Linked DNA regions of Mus musculus: region 1 is linked to region 2. A link is a loop called in an ENCODE intact Hi-C map of the cell type or tissue named here. Cell type or tissue: gastrocnemius. All regions are shown on one strand. Region 1 has its middle 5.8 kb from the start of Ube2o. Region 2 overlaps Mxra7 (matrix-remodelling associated 7).

What was found. Hi-C counts contacts between places; a loop is a spot of excess contacts. Peaks named below come from ENCODE experiments on the same cell type or tissue, not always from the same donor. Only the 100,000 strongest peaks of a DNase experiment are listed, where the experiment ranks them.
Region 1: it touches region 2 in a loop (6-fold over the local background); 3 of 42 quality-filtered maps call a loop at or near these places.

What each region holds. Positions count from the first base shown.
Region 1 is chr11:116,586,022-116,588,521 of GRCm38, reverse strand. No RefSeq gene overlaps it. Among named protein-coding and RNA genes, the nearest start is that of Ube2o, 5.8 kb to the right of the region's middle. In gastrocnemius, no CTCF peak of the experiment used is centred here; a DNase peak (open chromatin) is centred at 1,541.
Region 2 is chr11:116,807,406-116,809,905 of GRCm38, reverse strand. All of the region lies in intron 3 of Mxra7 (matrix-remodelling associated 7), which reads left to right. Among named protein-coding and RNA genes, the nearest start is that of Mxra7, 19 kb to the left of the region's middle. In gastrocnemius, a CTCF peak has its summit at 1,445 (motif pointing right); DNase peaks (open chromatin) are centred at 703, 1,469 and 2,132; H3K27ac peaks cover 1,414 bases.

The sequences.
Region 1 (2,500 bases), 220 kb after region 2:
TTCCTTCCTTCTTTCCTTCCTTCCTTTCCTCCTCTGCTCCCCACCCTCTGCTGGAAATTGAAGCCAAAGACCTCAAGCCTGGTAGGCAAGAAGTGTTCGTGGACCACTGAGCTATATTCCCAGCCCAGAGTCCTCTCCTGCCTGCCCTTTAAAAGTTGATGTCTCAGAGTACAGAGGAGATCTTGGGCCAGGAGACTACTCACGTAATACCATAATCCCTTTCTGTATGTGTCCAGCCCCGTAGACGGTGTAACGGGAAGAGTGAACGCTAACATGGCTTTGTAGGGTGGTGTGATCCTGTCTGAAGATTATCACACATGGGCCACTCTGGTGGGGGATGGTGTCCTGAAGGAGATTGTGGGGAGGGGAAAGAAGCTGAGTGCTTTCTACTCGTTTGCTGTCACCTACCTGAAAACTGACACAAGTAATAGTTTGTGTTTTTATGTAAGAGAGTTAATGTCCCCTTTCAGGGATGCGTGGATAAGTAGATTTCGCATTTATGTGGCAGAGTGCTCCTCAGTCATCAGGAGAAGTGCAGACGTAAGTTCCAACTTAGATGAGCCTTGACGTATGCCTAAGTGAAAGGATGGATGCACAATGAGGAGGGCACGCTCTCTACGCTGACAGCCGAGCTGCGGGATGTGCACTGTTTTCAGAAGAGCCATTGACAGGAGGAATGGTGATGTCATGAGGTGGGGACAATCAGGACAAGTTCCAGAATCCAAGCTGGCCTAGAACCTAGTCTCTCATTGCAGCCCAAGCTAAGCTCAAACTTACTGTGACTATCCTGCTTCAGCCTTCTGAGCCACCACACGAGGCTAGGCACTGATGACCTTAAACATCAGACTGGGGTGGTGACTCTGGTTAAAAGTGTTTGCCACCCAAGCATGAGAACTGAAGTTTACCCCCTGAGGCCCAGGTAAATGCTGCATGCGCAGCAGTCCACCTGTAATTCTAACCGTACAAGGCAGAGACAACGGATTTCAGAGCAAGCTGCCTGCCAAAACTAGCCATATTGGCAAGCTCTGGGTTTGATTGAGAGACCCTGGCTCAATGAATCGCGTAGAAGACTGATGCAGAATGGAATGATTCTTAGCAACAACACATGCACACACGCATGCAAAAGACTGCTTCCCAGAGAGGAGGATGGTGTCGAGGTCAGGTACAGACCTGTGTGGCAGAGGTGGTGGGGAGACACCATTGGCTAAAGGCATGCTGACTCACTAACACCGCTGGGATTGGAGGAGAGCCACATAGTCCCACCTTGTCTCCAGCCTGAGGCCCGCAGCAGAGTGCACAGTGCTGCAACTGCCCAAGCCTGCATCTGCCCAAGCCTGAGGCGGGACACAGGTCCCTGGGCCAACGACGCTTCCAGACAGGAGCCACACCTGCTCTACTTCATGTATCCCGCACTTGAAGTCGGCCTTGCAGATCCTGCGCTATGCCATTATTTTCTTCACATTTTTGCCAAGGGCCAGTCCCTAAGGGGAATGGCCCTGAGCTGAGACGCAGGCGCTGCGGATGTAATGGGGCGCGCTCTTTGGAGCGCCCCCTGCTGGACAGAAAAGGAAGTGCATCTGGGCTCCCTCTCAACAGTGACTCCGAAGGCGCTCAAACTGGGTGGAACCAGGGTTCTTCACCTTGTTAGCTTCAATGCCTAGAGTGCACTGGGGGCATAGTAAACTCACCAAAGGGAGGTTCAGGGATGTCAGACCTTTTTGTATCCATCCATGTGACACATGAGCAAACCCCAGGACCTAGGCACCAGGGTTAAACACACCAGTAAGACATGAGGCACCCAGTCCAGACAGGTTCTGGATAATCTATGCAAAGCTATTGAGTATAGAACTGGGCATGAAGTCACACTTCAATGAGTGAAGCTATTATTAGCCATTATTACCAGAAGCCATGGACTAAATGGGGCGTATCTTCCTGGAGTGCCAGTCTACTCAACAATTAGGAAGGGAGGACACTGCTTTTTCATAACAAAGCAACAAACACAGGTGTACTTCAGGACAGGAACTCAAACAGGGCACGAACCTGGAGGCAGGAGCTGAGGCAGATTCCGTGAAGGGGTGCTACTGACTGGCTCGCTCCTCATGGCATGCTCAGTCGGCCTTCTTATAGAATCCATGACCACCAGGCCAGGGGTGGCACCACCCACAATGGGCTGGGCTTTTCCCCAACACTCACTAATTAAGAAAATGCTCCACAGACTTGCCTGCAGCCCAGCCATATGGAGGCATTTTCTTAAGTGAGGTCCCCTCCTCTCAGATGACTCTAGTTTGTGTCAAATTGACATAAAACCACCCAGCACACGCAGGGTCCCACACCAGTTCAGGGTACAGTGACTTAGCTGGTCTAGTAACCAGCTTGCTCTGGCTATCCCCTCTCTCCTCCCCCTGAGCACTGGCATTACAGGAGGAAGAAACGGGACTTTGTTTTGAGACACTCTGTTCGCCTGGCTTCCAGAAGTGGTCCTTAAGAGGTTTCTATGACA
Region 2 (2,500 bases):
GTGAGCTGCAGAGTGTGCCAAGGAGCTGCTCCGAGTGAAGAAGGAGTCCCTGACTCGCCCTCTGCACAGAGAAGTCCTCACTGTGTGCAGGAGGGACTGGTTGAGGTCCCAGCAGGGCCTGAGTTCATTTCATTCCATTGCCCCAACCCAGCATGCTTCCTGTGGCTCTCCCACGCCCATCTCACCTGACATCTGCTTGCTCCCTCCCAGCCCTGCACGCAGGCCCAGCCGGAGGGGCATCCCCTGACCACACCTCTGTGCCACATCTGATGCTGGGGGTTGCAGAGGCTGCTCAGGTTGGCTTCACCCTTCTGTCTCTGGCTTTTAGAAAAACGATAGCTACATGACAGATCTGGACCCAACGGGATTTGGGGAACGGCTCTAGAACTGTCCCCTGAAAAATAGCACCAGTGTATTTGCTAGCTCAGAGAACAAAGGTGCCTGCTGCCAACCCTGCTCAGGCCTGCCGCCCTGAGTCTGAGCCTCAGACTAGTTCGATAAAAGGGGAGAACCAAGTGGTATGGATTGTCCCCCAAGTTCCACATGCACACAAAACAAATACAAATGTAATTGATAATAATAATAATAATGAAACCGTTCATCTACATTACCATCAAACTAATGAACCACTCTCTCAAGCTGGCAGGCTGCCCGTCAGACCTGTCCCTACCAGCACAATGCCTCTTTCTGCTTCTAGGCTGATAAACAGGCAAGCAAGCACCTTGTTAGCAGGTAAATGGTGCACTCTCTCCCTCTCACTTTGAATCATTAGCTGGGCCACCGCAGCTGCGCCTAGGGCCCAGCTCTGCGGCAGCGCTCTGCTCTGTTCTCCTCAGGCTTGATCACACTCCTCAGGGAGCAGCACTGAGCAAGCTGGATGCCCCAAATGGGTTCTCCTACCATCCCAACTGAGACTTTCTGCCCCTGGATCTGCTCAGACAAAACTCCTGTCCAGAGCCTGGGAAGTGAGAAGGCAGTAACCGCTTAAATCTCTGCTGCTCTGCACGCTAACCTTTTTAAATTCCCTCTGGGTGGGCACGCACACTCCTCCCCTGCTCCCCACATTGGCTCTGACCCTGCCGCTCTCCGAAGCTTCCCTCAGTGTGCCTGGGCTCATTGGATGGCAGACTTTTGCTCTCCCAGGCCAAGAAGCCTGGCTGGCTTTGCTTTTTAGCAGGATATCCCACCTGCTGGTCCCAGAGAGAGAGAGGAACCCAGCTTGTACACTAAGCTTGTGCTGCCAGCCCGGGCCAGGCCCCTCACTGCTGTGCCTGACTGTCTGTAGGTCTGTTATCTTTTCACTCATGGAAATAGACAGGACCCAAGAAGAGGGTTTTGTATGACATGTTAGGGCAGTTAGAAAAGTGGGGACCCCCACCCCCAGCCTTACCTTAAGAGTTCAGGCTCTTCCTGCATAACGGCTGAAAGCATGCAATAACTCCAGCTTCCAGGAGAGGGCGCCAAAGGCACACAATCAGACCTCGGGCCTTCAGAGAGTCAGAGAGTTGGCCAGGCTTTTGGCCCTTCTGGGGAACCTGCAGGGTTAGGTTCAGAGCCCTCACAGCAGACGAAGACCCAGGCAGCAGGAAGCAAAAAAAAAAAAAAAAAAAAAAAAATTATCTAAGGCAATAGGAATTCCATCAGTGTGACCACACAGCCAAGGCTTAGCAAGCTCACTGAACATCGTCTCTGTTTCTCAGAAGCTGAAAGTGGCAGAGGGACAGCTGGCTTTGGCTGTGGGGGGGGACTAACAGAGCTGTGTCCCTGCAACATATGAGGAGCAAACTGCTGGTCTAAGAAAGCAGCAGAGCCTACCATGGCCTCTGCAATTCCAAACATCTTCCTTCTCGTCCCTGTGCCCACCCTCCTGTCCTGTGCTGCTTCTGAAATCGACTGAACAAAATACATGATCTCTCTCTCCCTGTTTCTCTTTACAGAACTGAAGAATAATGAAGGTGTCCTTAGCCTCTTCCTGAAAGCTTTCCTTCCTTTTGACATCCTAAAAGCTTGAGAGATTTAAAAAAAAAACAAAAACACCCCCCCCCCCCCGAGGAGCCAATGCAGGCTGGGGTGCGTCCCTGGGCTAGCAAGATCCTGGGCATGGCCTTGTCTCTGTCCTCCTCAGAGGAGGAAGCTTGCCAGCAGTATGGGCTCAGGCTTTGAGCTTTTCTTACCAGCCATGTTTGCTCCCCACAGCCTTTGTGCCCCCCCCCCACACCCTGTTCCCACAATCCCTCTGTGTTTTTGTTCTCACTGAAGCCAAACCACCAGATTTGAGAAGTAATAGACAAAGGAAGTGAAGTCCACTGGTACTCACGGGTGGTCACCCACACTCACACACACACACACACACACACACACACACACACTCACACACACACACACACACACACACACACACACACACACACTCACACACACTCACACACACACACACACTCACACACACACACTCACACACACACACTCACACACACACACACACACACACACACACACA